Linked DNA regions of Homo sapiens: all the other regions are linked to region 2. A link is a contact called in ENCODE Hi-C or POLR2A ChIA-PET data. All regions are on one chromosome and are shown on one strand. Each heading gives the region's core, a stretch centred on a gene start or an enhancer-like site at or near the end of the contact. The rest is flanking DNA. Distances are from core to core; before and after follow the strand shown.

Evidence for each region. Hi-C counts contacts between places; a loop is a spot of excess contacts on that map. ChIA-PET counts read pairs that join two places held with the same protein, here RNA polymerase II (POLR2A). Pooled maps may share reads with other maps.
Region 1: a map of PC-3 shows a loop between it and region 2 (2.5-fold over the local background). The contact joins two enhancer-like sites. A Hi-C loop is called at or near these places in 1 of 168 maps with a recorded cell type or tissue (PC-3), 1 of 37 single-sample maps with no recorded cell type and 1 of 50 pooled maps. POLR2A ChIA-PET finds 5 or more read pairs at or near these places in 1 of 52 experiments (activated CD4-positive, alpha-beta T cell).
Region 3: a map of CD14-positive monocyte shows a loop between it and region 2 (1.9-fold over the local background). The contact joins two enhancer-like sites. A Hi-C loop is called at or near these places in 2 of 168 maps with a recorded cell type or tissue (CD14-positive monocyte and psoas muscle) and 3 of 50 pooled maps. POLR2A ChIA-PET finds 5 or more read pairs at or near these places in 3 of 52 experiments (A673, HEK293 and OCI-LY7).

The regions. Positions count from the first base shown.
Region 1 is chr6:16,944,638-16,949,503 of GRCh38, forward strand. It overlaps LOC107986573 (a long non-coding RNA gene), which reads right to left. Exons shown (of 4, transcript XR_001744006.2): 4 at 3,878-4,866. Among named protein-coding and RNA genes, the nearest start is that of STMND1, 150 kb to the right of the region's middle. Within about 2 kb of position 3,199, at least 8 of the 41 ENCODE cell types and tissues checked have a DNase peak (open chromatin) inside an H3K27ac peak, as active enhancers do.
Region 2 is chr6:16,902,522-16,907,468 of GRCh38, forward strand. No RefSeq gene overlaps it. Among named protein-coding and RNA genes, the nearest start is that of ATXN1, 140 kb to the left of the region's middle. Within about 2 kb of position 3,435, at least 2 of the 41 ENCODE cell types and tissues checked have a DNase peak (open chromatin) inside an H3K27ac peak, as active enhancers do.
Region 3 is chr6:16,848,356-16,853,450 of GRCh38, forward strand. No RefSeq gene overlaps it. Among named protein-coding and RNA genes, the nearest start is that of ATXN1, 89 kb to the left of the region's middle. Within about 2 kb of position 1,671, at least 7 of the 41 ENCODE cell types and tissues checked have a DNase peak (open chromatin) inside an H3K27ac peak, as active enhancers do.

The DNA.
Region 1 (4,866 bases), core at 1,949-4,448, 42 kb after region 2:
TTCTCTCAGATATAAAAGTCCTGCCTCATTCTTGGTCTTTCATCACTTTAAAGACATCGATTCACTGTCTTCTAGCTGCTGAGGCTTCTGCTGACACATTCACAGCAGAATCATTGTTCCCCTGTATGTAATGTGTCATCTTTTTCTAGCAGCTTTCAAGATGTTTTTGTTTTAATCTTTGGTTTTCAGCAGTTTGATTATGGTGTGTCTGGTGTGGTTTTCTTTGTGTTTATTGTTTATCATCTTTGGGATTCATGGAGCCGCTTTAGTCTACAAATTTATGTCCTTCTCCAATAGTGGAAGTTTTTGATGCCAATCTGTTTTATTTTCTTTCTGAAATTCCAATGACATATATGTTAGGCCTTTTGATATTGTTCCATGGGTCGTTAAGTTTCTATTTTTACTTTATTTTTTTTCCTTTTTTTTTTTTTTTTTTTTTGAGACAGAGTCTCGCTCTGTTGCCTAGGCTGGAGTACAATGGCATGATCCTGGCTCACTGCAACCTCTACCTTCCAGGTTCAAGCGATTCTCCTGCCTCAGCCTCCTGAGTAGCTGGGATTACAGGCATGCGCCACCACGCCCAGGTAATTTTTGTATTTTTAGTAGAGACGGAGTTTCACCATGTTGGCCAGGCTGGTCTCGAACTCCTGACCTCAGGTGATCTGCCCAACTCGGCTTCCCAAAGTGTTGGGATTACAGGCATGAGCCACCATGCCCAGCCTCTCTGTTCTTTAGACTGGATAATTTTTTATTGATCTATCTTCAAGTTCATAGACTTTTCTTTCTGTCACTTCTACTCTGTTGTCGAACTTACCCAATGACTTTTAAAGTTTCAGATATTGTATTTTTCAGTTTTGCAATTTTCAATTGGTTTATTTTATAGTTTCTATTTCTCTACAGAGAATGTCTTTTTTTTTTTTTTAAGTATTTTCACCTTAGCCTCATGGATCGTAGTTAAAATAGCTGTTTTCAAATCTCTCCTTCAGAATTTCAACCCCTGGGACATCTCAGTGTGTCATATGTTGCTTCTTTTCCTTTGAGAATTTGTCACAGTTTTTCAGTTCAATGTATGTTTCTGCAATTTTGGATTGTACCTTGGACATTTTGTATATTATGTGTTGTGCTATTGTATTAAACAAATGGAAAATGTTGACTTTTTATTTGTTTGATATCAGGCAACCTGGTCAGATTCAGACTGAAAGTTCTGTTTTGCTTCCTGTGGTGGTTCTAATCTCAGGTTAGCTTTTAAAACCTTTGGTATGCTGCTTTGAGTGTGTCCCATGCACATGCCACTTAGAAATTAATCTGTGATGTGGGCTGCATTTTAATATCAGTGCAGCTCTCACAGCCTCTGCTGTGCTGGTTTGTGTCTGATCCATGCATGCACTTGTGTGGGTTCATAAACAGGATTATGGGATCCCCTTCACTAACTCTCTCCTCTCCACACTTCTGGCCCCTTTTCCCAGGTCTTTCATCCAGAATGTTGAGGCTATCATCTAAGTTTCAGCACTCAGCCCAGCTGATCCTTCCCAGCTCTGTGTCTGGGGCTGCCCTCAGGGAAAAGACATGAGAAAAGGATAAAAACGCACTTGAGAAATTCATTCTTTTGCAGGTCGCCTCTCCAAGTTTCAACCTCCTTCCCCAATCTGCCTGCCTGCTTTGGCTTAATTTTCAGGGTCCCTGGGGAGCTGGTTTCTGTATTTTGCCCAGAGTTTTTAGTTATAATCAGTGGGAGAGGTCAACTGTGGTGGACTTGCCCTGTTATGCCAGAAACAAAGTCTAAGTTCATGTAGAAAGTACATTTTCAAGGAGCTTGGAAAGGAAAAGGAAGAAGAGGGCAGGATGCGGTGTGGCTAAGGAGGCAAGGTGGAGACAAAGATGTCTTAGAAAGAGCTGGCGGTCTTGCTTGAAGGCCAGGAGCAGAGACCCAGAGGAGAAGTTAAATAATAACCATCTGCCTCAGTCAGAGAGGAAATGATGCGGGAGAGGACTCTGAAAATTAGGTCAAATCAGGCAAATTGTGGAGGGAAGTTGAAACATGGAGTAGTGACCTGCAAGGGAATGAATTTCCCAGGTGTCTTTTTTTCTTTCTTTCTTTCTTCATGGCTTTGCCCTGCAGGTGGCTTTAAGCACAGAGCTGGGAAAGTGAGTCCAAGATGCAGGCTGCTACAACTCAGATAATAACCATCTTTCTGACCTGAAGAACTAGGTAAAGGGGCACTTGGGGGCCAGAGAGTATGGAATGGAGAAACCTATGGAAGGAGATCCCATAATTTTGTTTGTGAATTCACACAGGTGCATGCATGGATCACATTGCAGACTCAAGAAGGAAGAGATGGGATTCAGGACATGGTGGGTGTGGCTTAGAGGAGAGAAGGGATACTTTCTTCTCTGAGATGGAGGGAGGGAGGGGAAAATGAGGTTAATCCCCAGAGCTTTGGGGGTGAACAGAAAGGAAGCTGAGTTGGCTGATATCTAACATCCTACTAAGATCACCCGCCAAGAGTAAGAGGGGGCTGGGTTGGGGTCCAGGACTTACGAAGCCATCTTTAGCTAATCAAATCCTTGTGAAGTTTAAATGGGCTTCAATCCAGTTGCAGTGCTAGTATCGTTTCATCTGTGACTGAGGCAGGTTATCCTATGTACCTTTTAAACCAGCACCATTCCGCCAGGAGCTAAACGTCAGTGCAGAACTCATCAGAAGAGAACTAGGTCTAAACTTGAGTAACATGTGCATTGCATTGTCCCTCCATTTCCAGAGTTGAAAATGGCTTTGGGGAAAAAAATCATACAATTATAATATGTGGACCACAGAAGAAAGAAGAAAAGTTAGCAATGTTCTGGGAATGGTGCCCAGCTCTTTTATGACTCTGAGTAGTAAAGTTACAGCTTGCCACATGCAAACTTGTTGGCAGAATGCAAACTGAAGCAATGCTCAGTCAAGGCCTCTCACTCATCTATTTCATTTGTTGCCAGCATCACCATTATTAATGAAGAGCGACTGAGCCTCTTGGCAGGTTTGAGTTAGTTCTGATGTAATTGTCCATTATCTCTCTTGTAATCACTTCCATGCAGTTCAAATTCCTCCCCTCTATTTCCTGAAATCTGACTCCCAGCACTTCAGTTCTGGGTGCACCAAAATGCCAAGTCACTTCAGATCGGATTTCTTCTGACTCTCTGAGTACTCCACTCTGTGCCTCTCCCACTTGCTGAGAAAAATCACTTAGAGACTCAATGGTGATTCCATTTCTATTAACCAAGGTGCAGTTTCAACATTTTCCTCTAGGCAAAGGTACAAATGACACATTTTTTCCACGTGTGGTTTGCGTGTGTGTGTGTGTGTGTGTGTAAGTGCTCTAAGACTGTTTTTTATTAAAACAAAGCAAGAGCTACTTCCTGTGAGAATTGATGTTTTGTTGTTCAAGGATGGGTTTTGTGTTTCTATGTTAAAATCCCTTGGCCTGGAGTCAGGATTGGTGGTGGTGGTAACTGACTGAAGATTCACCCCAGAGTGTCAGCTATAGTGATCTCAACTGAAGATGAGGATAAGGAAAAGAGAATAATTTATTAGAGGATGGAAATGACTTGGAGATCAACTACCAACCACAAACTACTGAGTTGATTAGTTTAAAATTATCGTACTGAGCGATGATCTCCTCTTGACTTTAGTGAGGATTTAATAGACGTTCGAGTCACCCAGGTAATCTTGATTTTTTTTAAAAGTGAATTCCAGTGTCGTATGATCATAGGACACTATTCTCATTCATGAGTTTTTGTTTCATAAGTAAGAATCTCATGGATGGGTTTATGAGCTCAAGAAGGAAGCTAAGCTGTAGACTCCTAGATATTTAAGGCTGAAAAAAGTAGGTTGAAATCCTCTTGTCCAACTCTTTTATTTTATAACCACAAATGGAAACACAAGAGACATTAAGCAACTTGCCAAAGGTCATACAGCTGGTTACTGATACAGCTGCAACTCAGATGCATATGTGTTTGCTCCCTGTGTATGTGCTTTCCATCCAACGTACCTTCAAGATTCACACTTGTCTTGCTGCCTTTGCTTTTTCTCTTTCAGTTGAAGGGTTGGAGGCAGTGGGACGTGGGAAGAAAGAGAATATTCACAGAGAGAAAGTCCTCTGAAAAGCAGTTGATTTCTCTGAAGGAAATGGCTCAAAGATGTTGATGCGAACTTGTTGTAAGATTTCCATTCACTGAAGAGGAAGTCCGTGATCCTCACTCCCAAGAGGGATCCAGGGATCTAGAGACTCCTAAGACCCTCCAATATTTAGCGATGATGTCAGACCAGTGATTTTCTTGAGCTCACAGCACAAACTGTTATTAATGTTTCCTGCCCATGTACCTCCTCCCACAATGTGCCAACACACACAGTTCATCATCTGATGATGATGGACATGCTGCAGATTGAAAGTTCAGATTCTGTAGGTGTCCTTAGACTTGGTTAGCGTGAGAATGTCCCCTTGAAAACAATCTCCAAATAAATGAAAAATGCTGGTGACTTCCAGGCAAGTTAGAAAATGAGTTCATTTAGGTTTTCAATGACCATCCTCTCTTCCTCAAATACATTCATTCTCATCCACATGGGCTAGTCTCATGAAGACAGAACCAGGTCAAAATAGTCTCTCAGGGGTTATTTAGGACATAACACTACACAGTGTTGTTAGAATGGTTAGAATCAGACATTTTCCAAGTTAAGGTTAGGGAAGACAGAGAGTCCAGGTGATACCAGAAATTCAGTCTCGGGGCCTGGCATGATGGAAATTAAACTGGCCTGACCCAAATCACTCATAACCACCAAACAGCTGGCATGAGTTAAAAAAAAAAAAATCCTGATTCAGGCCTCCAGGA
Region 2 (4,947 bases), core at 2,185-4,684:
AAGTTTTGGAATACATAAACCAACTAGGAAAAGCTTAGTTAAATATAATTAAAATTCTTTTGGGCTGTGATTATCTGAAAAATGGCACCATTTTCTAAAAATAGTGTTTTGCCTTTAGGCATTAATTTGATTTAAACATTTAGAATCACCTTTAATTATACACACACACATACAGAGAGAGAGAGAGGGAGAGAGAGAGAGAGAGAGAGTGTGTGTGTGTGTGTGTGTGTGTGTGTAATCACCAAGTTCCCTAGAGTTCCACAGAACATGAATAAACATATGGACTGTTCTCTTACACCTACTCCACAAGTCTGAGTATTGAGGATTTATATAGTTAGAGACTATGTGGTGTAAATATGTATAAATTTATATTGTGTTAATTTATGGCATGCGGTACAGAAGGCTGTTTGCAAGTTGCAGTGTACTTCTTCCCACGTTTATGCTGAAATATCATTTCTGGGTTCCTTCCCCATGTTTTCCTTTGTCTCCCCACAGATGTTTGGGCAGCTTGTTTTCAGGGGAGTGAATACATCTTGGAAGTATGCTTGCGGAATGCAATTCAGGTGAAGAATGCACTATCTCTATTGGGATTTGGCTGAAGGATATTCCCCCTTCGCCTTATGTCCTGCCCGCTTCTGTTATGAAGACAATTGCTCCAGGGTAGCCACACTCTTGGGGGCTGCCATTTCCTGGCCTGGGTGTCCTCAAGGTCCATAGAGCGGTTCTAAGTAGGTGAGTGGCATTTCATTATTTGTAAAAGGAAAAAGAAAAAAACAAAACCCTACACATCAAAATTCCTTTATGGCTGTTTGCCAAAGAAGCTGAGTTTTTACTAGAGGGGCTCCGAGAGAGTCCACCTCTAGTTATCTGTGGTTCTGTTGAAGGGGAAAGAGCGGTCATAGATGAATGAAGTTCACAGAGTGCTTACAAACCACAGCTTATTTAACCTGCTCTTTCACCGGTGTAAATTGTTAAAAAGTACTCATATCGACTTATTTGACTTAATCAATCTTCTTTCCTGGTCCTCCCATGGGGAGGTGTGCTAATGGGTAACGGAGATTGAGAAGGAGGCAGTGGGCAGGAAGAGGAAGGAAAACAGAGCCCCAAACTGAGTCGACAGCCCCTGAATGAATAAAAATCTGGCAGCGGATGGAGAGGGGTTTGACTCATCCATGAATGCTCTAGCACGAGGCTACTGCTTTCACAGACACTGTCTGTTTCTCCAAATTTAGGGGAAATTAGTGAGGAAACTATTTTTAGACTGTTTACTTCTCCTCTGCCCTTACAATGGCGCTGCTTATGAAATTTGAGGACAGACCTATTGAGAGACTAATGGAGTCATCTGCCATAGAGATTAGACAAGGATTTATGGATCAAAAGAATTGCTCTGCAGGTTTCTTTTAAGCACTATGAATTCACCAGCCCTTGCAATGACCCAACAATGGCAAACTAACATTTGTGCAGTCCTTTAATATTTTAACACTTAAAAAATATGTACATGTATATATATATATATATGTATGTGTATGTGTATATATATACATACTTTGCCACATCAACTCTTTGCAACTGTCTGGTAAGGTTCAAACTTTTCAGCAGAGAAAGAAAGGAAATTATAAGTGAGTGTCCTAAGGTCACATACTTGGAAAATGTCATTGGTGTAATTCAAACCCTAATCATCTTTCCAACATAAAGGTGCTGAGTGGTTGCACTTGAGCATTGTGAGTTGGGTGAAAAACCAAGTCTAAAATATTTACTGAAATCTAAGTTTTGCCAGCTTATCTGGTACTCTTGCCTTTTTCTCCATTGTCTTGCACTTCTCTGGACTTTATTATTCAACTTTGGCCACACCCAGTGAAAATGCAGGTATACACGTTCAGTTGGGAAAGAATTTTCACACCAGGGAGTCATACAAAAATGACAAAAACGTGTTTGGGTGGATTTTGGTCCAAGAGTTGTTTAAATGCCGGAGTAGAGTTTGAAATTTCAGTAGTGAGAAGCCATAGAAAGATTATAGAAATAATGAACACCTTCTAAGAATTTATAATTTACAAAACTCTTCGCCTACAATTTTTCGGTGAGTTCTCCTAACCATCCTTTAAGGAAGAAGTAGTATTTTGATCCCAATGTTACTTTTCAGGAAGTTGCGGCTTGGAGAAGGTGTGATTTTACTAGATTGGGTAGCCAGTCAATGATAAAACTCAATCTGTAAGCCAAGTAGTAAGTAGTGCTTTCAAAGCTTTGATCAGGGAATGGCTTACAGAATGTAGAATGTATTCAAAGGAGGGGAAACATTTAGAAGCTATTGCAGAAACCCATGGTGTGGAATTTTTTAAGTTAGAAATCTGAATGCAAACATCAGCTCTCAGGGCCATGATGCGGATTGTTGTTATTCTCAGTGTGATGGAAGCAAAGCGATGGTCTCTGGATCTAAAAACAGGTTAAACGCAGGCATGTGTCTTTCTCTTCATCTGACAGATAGATGAGTAATTGATTTCATTTACCAAACAGGCTGAGCACAACGTAAAATCATGCTACTCATCTAAACTGAAAAAATTCTCTATTTTCCAGAATAGTCTCAGAGCACCATGTGTGAGAGAACACGACAGAATAGAAACTGATTATGCAAAATGTGCGAGAGAGAACTGCAGCTCTTGGTGACATGTGGCAGCCTCATTGGGAAGGGAGTGCTGTGTAACTCTGGGTGCTGTCTCTGATGGCCACGTGTCACAAGCTGAATGGCAAAAGGGGGGTTAAAAACTGAGTTTGTGAATTGTTGCATGTAGTCCTCTGAGACATTCACGTGCCATGCACACATGCAAGGAGGTATCCTGAGAGGCCACTCTCAGCAGCAACACTCACCCACACAGAGGTAAGAGAGGGGAATGCCAGGATTTTTGTCTGTGTTTTTTTTTTTTTTTTTTTTTTTTTTTTGGTATTTTGTCCCAGAGTCCTTACTCTGGGCTGTGTAGACCCCTCTAAAGATATGACTACTCTATGAGAACCCCTCCCACCCAATGCGAAGATTGCAAAAGCTCTTAGGAGGATGGAAATGGTTACATGGTTGGATAGAGGGGCAGCAGGAACATGAGAGGCATAGAAGATTTTTTTTTCTTTTTTTTTCTTTTGAGACAGAGAATTCCAGACACAGCAGAGAATCAAAATGGTGTTTGGAAGATTACAAGCCTAGCAAACCTTTTGTGCTCAGGAGCTATCCAGAGTACTAGGCTGCCTCTACCTCCGGTTCACCTGAGCTGAGGCCAGAGTCTTCTGCTCGGTATCTGACATCAAGTCTCTGCCTTGGGCTTGGCTTCAGCTCTAATTCATACCAGCTTCCTTCCCTCTTCTGTGTTCTACTGGACTCCACTATTCTCAGAACCAACCATTTGCAAGCCGTGGGAAAGCCTGGTTTTGATAACCAGCTGCACCCAATGCCACCTTCACTGTGGTTTTAATAAGAGATAGCTTGTTTCCCTGGATGTTTCCCAGCCATAGTGGACACACACACACACACACACACACACACACACACACAGACGCGTGTGCGCGCATGCACACACACACATCATTAGATTTTGCAGACATGAGGTTTATATTTTTAGATAGATTTTTGCATAAGCACATTTGAATTTATGTACAATATGTCAGACCTTGCTTTACAGTGACCTGATTTAAAAAAGTTTTTTTCTACAGATTTCTCTGTATGTGCATATATACAGAAGCTTGTAGCAATCAGTATACAAAATAATGTCATCAGGGAGGGGTTGAGCAATGTAGAAAGAACTGAGTGCATTGATGTCTAATGCCTATTCTGGCTATGGGCAAATGTACAATGAGAAAATGATGTCAGTTCTAGAACAGGCTGGTGACTTGAGCATAAGCATCTGATTCCCTGCATCTTAATCTTGATGTAAATGAGCAATTAAATGTCTAAAGAGAGTGTCTCAGATTGGAGAGACTCCCACTGGCCAGATCTGGGAAATTCTGAACTAAAATAATTAAGTACAGTAATGACTTTTAAACCATTGGAAAAAAAAAAAGTAGGAAATCATGCATCCATGCTGATAACAAATAGATAAATAAATAATTCAGGGAGAAGAGAGGGCTCTTGTTTACAGTTGAGTGCTAGAGACCAACTGGTAAAAACTGTAAAATCATCATCTTGCAAGCATCATGGTAAAGACTGAAATAGGCGAGAAATGTGGTTAAATGCTAAATCACATAGGAGATTTAGAAGAGCAGGATATTTACACATATTAAAGTGTGTATGTGTGTGAGAGAGAGAGACACAGAGAGAGAGATGGAGAGAGAGGAAAAGAAAAAGAAGGAAGGAAAGAAAGAGAAAGAAAGAAAGAATAAAGAAAGAAAGAAAAGGAGGAGGAGAGGAAGGAAGGAAGGAAAGAAGGGGAAGGTTTTTGAAATGCAGATATTTTTCCCTGAAATGTTGGTTGGCAGTGATGGAAACTAAGATGGACGTAATGAGCCTCAAAGAAAAATTGAGTTGGCCCCACACAATTTCTCGATAATCTTCAAATACAGTAGATAATGGAAACAACGTCTAAAAAGTTTTGAGAGGATGTCGATTCATGAATTTCACAACAAGCCCAGTGATTGTTCTGAGAAAGACAAAGAAAAATATTGTAAACTAAGCAATGACTGTGAAAATGTAAAATTTATGTATTCTTTTTGACAACTATTCTAGCTAACCAAGTGATTAACCAAAGTAACGTTCAAGAACACAGAAACTCTGGTACAAAAGTACTAAAAGTGAGTCTTAAAACTATTTAAACCAGTTATTCTAAATAATATTTATTGTATGATTGAAGAGATAGAATGCAAAATATCATTTATTTTAACATTTCCTAATAGACAAAATGTTCAACATAAAATGATGATCATATTAATAATAATTTAAACTATGAAATTACATATAAAATTCCATATTAA
Region 3 (5,095 bases), core at 421-2,920, 56 kb before region 2:
AAGCCCATGCTTAGCGATCTGTTTTGAGGTAAGAAAGGTGAGCAAGACATGGTCACAAAGGGCCTTGCAAAGTCGTGTTTTGAAATTTGGGCTTTATCCTATGAGCAGTGCTTAACCCATTGAAGGGTTTAAGCAGATCAGTGATATGATCAGAATCAGATCTGGGTTTTTTAAAAAAATCATTCTTTGTTTGAAGCTTATTTCATCAGGATCCTCTCTACCTAACATTTTGCAAATGATGATGACTATACCTGAGTGCATTATTGTCTTTTTTACAATATGGGAGTATAACATTAGCATTATTATATAAATGCATGCCACCTTATTTTAAATGACCATGATGCCGATAAAATAATAAAAATAACCACAATAAAATTTGTTGAGTGTTTACTGAATGCCAGGAACTGTGCTAAGCTTCTTATAAATTTTCAAATCTAACCCCTTTGAAATAAATCATGTTACTGCCCACTTTGTAGATAAGGGAATAGTAGATAAGAAGCTGTAAGTAACTTGCTTAGGTCATATGGGAAACATGGATCAAAATTGCAGCGCTGGTGGTCAGACAGCAGAGACTACGCTGCTCCCCACTCTCTAGACTACAGTTCCGCTCCCTCCTCTCCACCCCCTCCAAAAGAAAAAGGTGAATGATCACATCAAAAATAGTCCATGAAATTAGCTGGGAAGTAATTTTCACCAGAATGATTGATCCAAATATGCTGGGTGGACATCATGACCCCGTTGGTATGTGTGTAGAAACTGGGTACCAGCTTAGTCCCTTGCTGAAAGGCTGTTTGTCATACTCTGGTGCAATGGTTTAAGGAACTTCAAATTTAACTAATTAGCAAGAAATAACGATAATAAAAACACTCAGACTTAGGGACATTGGAATCTCTTCATCTTAATGAAAAGAATCTTGTGGAAAAGGAACAAAAACTATTAAGAAGAGTGACAAGATTAGCCTGTATTGAGGATGAAAAAGTGTGAATCACAGGTTAAAATAACAAGTTTCCTAATACCATTGGATTGTGGATAGGATCTGGGCAATTTGGCCTGTGGTGATCTCACCTATGTAACGATATTACAAGCATAAAGAAGATGTCATCCTCACTAAGCAACTCAAGTTGCTTCTCCAGGATGTACTTCCTTCCTTAATTATGTTTTACTAGTGCACGCCCCTATTTGGGCAATCACATGTCACCTCTTAATCTCATCGGTGATGCTTGCGTTAGAGGAAGATAACAATTGCACTCTCATTAATTGCCTGCTTATCTGGGCTGACATTTCCAAACCCACACAGGGAGCCCATAACTTTCTGTTCAAGAATATTTTAGTCCAACTAAATGAGCATTTCACTGTTGACATACTAAATAAAAGGGTTGACTCACTCGTTACCCTGGAACCAAGGCTGTATTCTTAGAGGGTGTCACCTTACAGAGCCCTGGTGTCCTTAAAAAGAATCTGCCTGTTCCTGAACTCTCATGAAATTCTATATTCCAGCCTTCCGAATCCCAGAAGCCGGCTAACTGGTAAAAATTGAGAATGAGATGCTGGCGTGTGGAGAATACTAGGCATGATAGGCTAAAGAAAGGAAAGCCCTTCTTCGGCAATCGCTGGATTTAACGTCTTATTCAGGGACCAGACTTGAGCTGGAAGGAGGGGAAGATAAAGTTTGGTTTTCCTGTGACTGACTGGCTGTGCCCACAGAAACAGAGGCCTCCTCCCGCAGCCCCAGCAGTTGCGGTCAGGGAACCTCGTGCTGTGTTAGTGGCTGTGCTACTCTTTGTACAACAGCCCTGTCTCTCCAGCTCTGGCTGGAGCACAGGCCGCAAATAAATTGCTAACATTTAAGTGCATCTGTTGCAAAGAGAGAAGCACAGAGGACACTGGGGAAATTTCGAACCAAATTTCAGGACTGAGCTCATAAAAGCATGCACCATCTGTGGAATTTTGTTCATATGCATCACTATAATGGGAGGGGGGCAATAGAGAAGGGAAAAAAGAGACAGATAAAGGATTGAGTGGTAACTGGATTTCAAACTGAAGTGTCTCTTCTCAGGTCGGTTCTCAGGTGGCATTTGGGCCAGGCAGGATCCTATCTTTCCTTACACTGAAGGGTCTGGCCGTGGGGATCTAATTGCATGAATCAGCAACCACAAATTCCTTCTGCCCCTGTGTCTAAACACAATTTCCCCCTGCCCTCCACCCTCCATCTGCCCCCCACCCTCCATAATTTACTGATCCTGTACAAAGATTTAAGTAAGACTTTCCATCTTTCTTCCTGCTGCTTTGCTACTGCCCCAGGCTGAGCTGAGTCTAACTCTTTTCCTCCCATCATCCGTGTGGCAAAAAAAAAAAAAAAAAAAAACTAAACGCAAAAACAAAACAAAAACAAAACCCTGATCATTTTCTGATAAGCACTTTACATTTCTATAGCGCAGGAAAAGGGAAGTTCCTTCAGAATCCCTTTATAGATGATCGCTCTCATTGTCTAACAAGCTTTTCATTGTTTGTAATTTTCATTTCCCTCCACAGTTCAGGGCACTTTGGAAAAAAACTCTATTCAGCACTTTTCCACTCATAATTCACGAGAAAAGAGTCATGCAGTATAATAAGGATAATTAGCTCTGACTGAAAATAATAAGCTTGGCACCAGAGAGCCCCCCCATGCACACAGTATCCATTTATCGTTTTGTGTACCCTCTGTCAAGGCTAATCACTACTCCTGTAATTACTAACCTGTTGAAAGGACAAAGGAAAATGCAATGCTGTACTTAAATAAATAACACTGCTTCTTCCCATATCATCTCAATAAAACTCTTTTAGAACAGACTCTTTCCTTACAATTTTAGAGTTTAAAACTGCTGTTGTTTGTCCTCAAAAATATGATTTGCTATTGTAAGAATGATTTTCACTGTGTATGCATGGAAGAGGGGTTGCATTGCTTTAATTTAGATTCTTGTAAGATAAAGATAGCTGGGAGTGATGATCTCATGTTTAATAAGGCTCAACATTTATGTCGCGTGCTTCCTTTTCATTAATTTGTTAACCTTGGCGCAGTGTGGGAACAAGCACCATGTGAATGACCATATGCTTCCCCTGTTATTGTATCTTAATCCAGACCAGCAGACACTTGTAGTTTCCCTCCTAGGAGAGATGCTGCTGGTCATGCCAAACCTAAGTGGAGAAAGATGTAGACTAATAAAGTCCTCTCTCTTTTCTAGGAGTGATGCACCCTGGGAAGGATTAAAACACAGGTTCCGATTGTCATCCTTTTCATTCCTCATTTATCTGCCTGTCCCGCCTGATCCTACTAATGATTTTTTCTCTTCTGTACACGCTCTGAACCTTGTCTGCTAGGAAACAATTCATGTTCTTTTGGACTATGCATAAAGAGGGTTGTGGATGTTGGTGTTTCAAGATAGTGAAGTCTGTTGTCTCAGCCCACCCTCTCTCTAAACAGAATTCTCAGTCCTCAGAAATAACCTTCTTTCAGGTTTACACAGAAAGAAGTATCCACATCAGACACACAAAGTTAGCTTGCATTCATTTCTGGGATCCAAATGGTTCATCTCTTATCAAAAGACGAAAATGAGAAATGTTGTTAAAGAGATTGCTGAGTCATTGTTATGAATCTGTAAAGAGTTACAGAGAACAAGGAAGGTTCAAAAACTGGGGTGTCATTCTGATTTCCAGAAAGGAAGTGAAAGTGAATTCTGGCCAAGATGCTAGAATGGATTATTTAAGAGAAGCAGCAATGATCACTAGGAGCTAGCACTGGTTCACTAAGAACAAATCATGTCAAACACAACTCATTTCTTTCATCGACAATATAACCAGGCTTATAGATAAGGAAATAAGCTAGATTTTTGACCTTTGTTTTCCGTCTATATTTGAAGCTTCATTAAGAATCTCACAAAATCATAATATTCTTGTGGAGGAACTGGCAGATTATTAGTGGAATATTAGTAATAACCATTATTATTAGTTATTACCCTCAAGCCAGAAAAACTGGAGGTGTTCAGGGAGAAGAAAACAGGGCAATAAGGAATTAGATACTATATCCATGAGAAACAACAGGGAAAAAGAGACTTTTTAGGGGGGACAGAAAAGAAAAAGTGTCCTGGGTGATTGGACTTCCGTATGGAACTGTGAGTAGCACTTGGACCACAATGGCAAAAAGTGACAGGGACCTGGATTCCAGCTCAACCATCAGAGCTATCCAAAGATGGAATGAGTTGCCTCTGAAGGTTCAGTGAGTGCTCCATTACTGTAAAATCACAAAGGGCTACTTTACAACAGAGTAGAATTTCATAGTTTACAAAATCTTCACGTAACTCCTTGTCTTAAATCTTTTCCAGGCAAGCTGAAACCTGAGGCTCTATCTGAAGCTCAATGAGTTTTAGGAGAACTGGTCTAGTCTAGGGCTCCTGGATACGGATCAAAAAAGGAACTGAACATTGCATTTTGGATGAAGGCCGTCTTGGGAAGTTCCAAAGTAATCTGAAAAAGATCTTATTGGAAACGGAGATAGAGGAACAGCAAGGACCTCGCCAGAAACAATGTTAGTCGCTAATGCTGAGTGATGCTACTGCTCATGGGATGGAGGAGTGGCCACTGTCTACTGCAACCTTTGGAGAGAGGGAGGCAGCCTTCTGAAAGTCTACACTAGACTTCCCTTGTCAACAGCAGGCAGAGAGCTCTTTAAGACACTGAGCCAGTTCCAAAATTATCACATTTTATCCTCATAACTACCCCTCTGGGTGAATAGGAAAAGCACTTGTGTCTCCATTTTTCAGAAGAAGAACCTGGAACCCAGAGAGTTGGTGTAAAATTTTCCAAGCCACACAGCAAACATAAGGCAGAGCCATACGTACAACAGCGTAGGTCTTCTGCCTCACTGCAGGCTTCATCGCACCAAGGTCAATATGAGAACATAGGGAGCAGATAGATACGTTAACACAGACAAATGGATCTTGCCACCCTGGCATGCTCTGTATTCTTTTCCTCCTGCCCTGATTTCTATAATTTGTTTGACTGCAGAAAACTGCAACATCTTCTGGGTCTCCCCATTGATCTACTTGTACCTATCTGATAT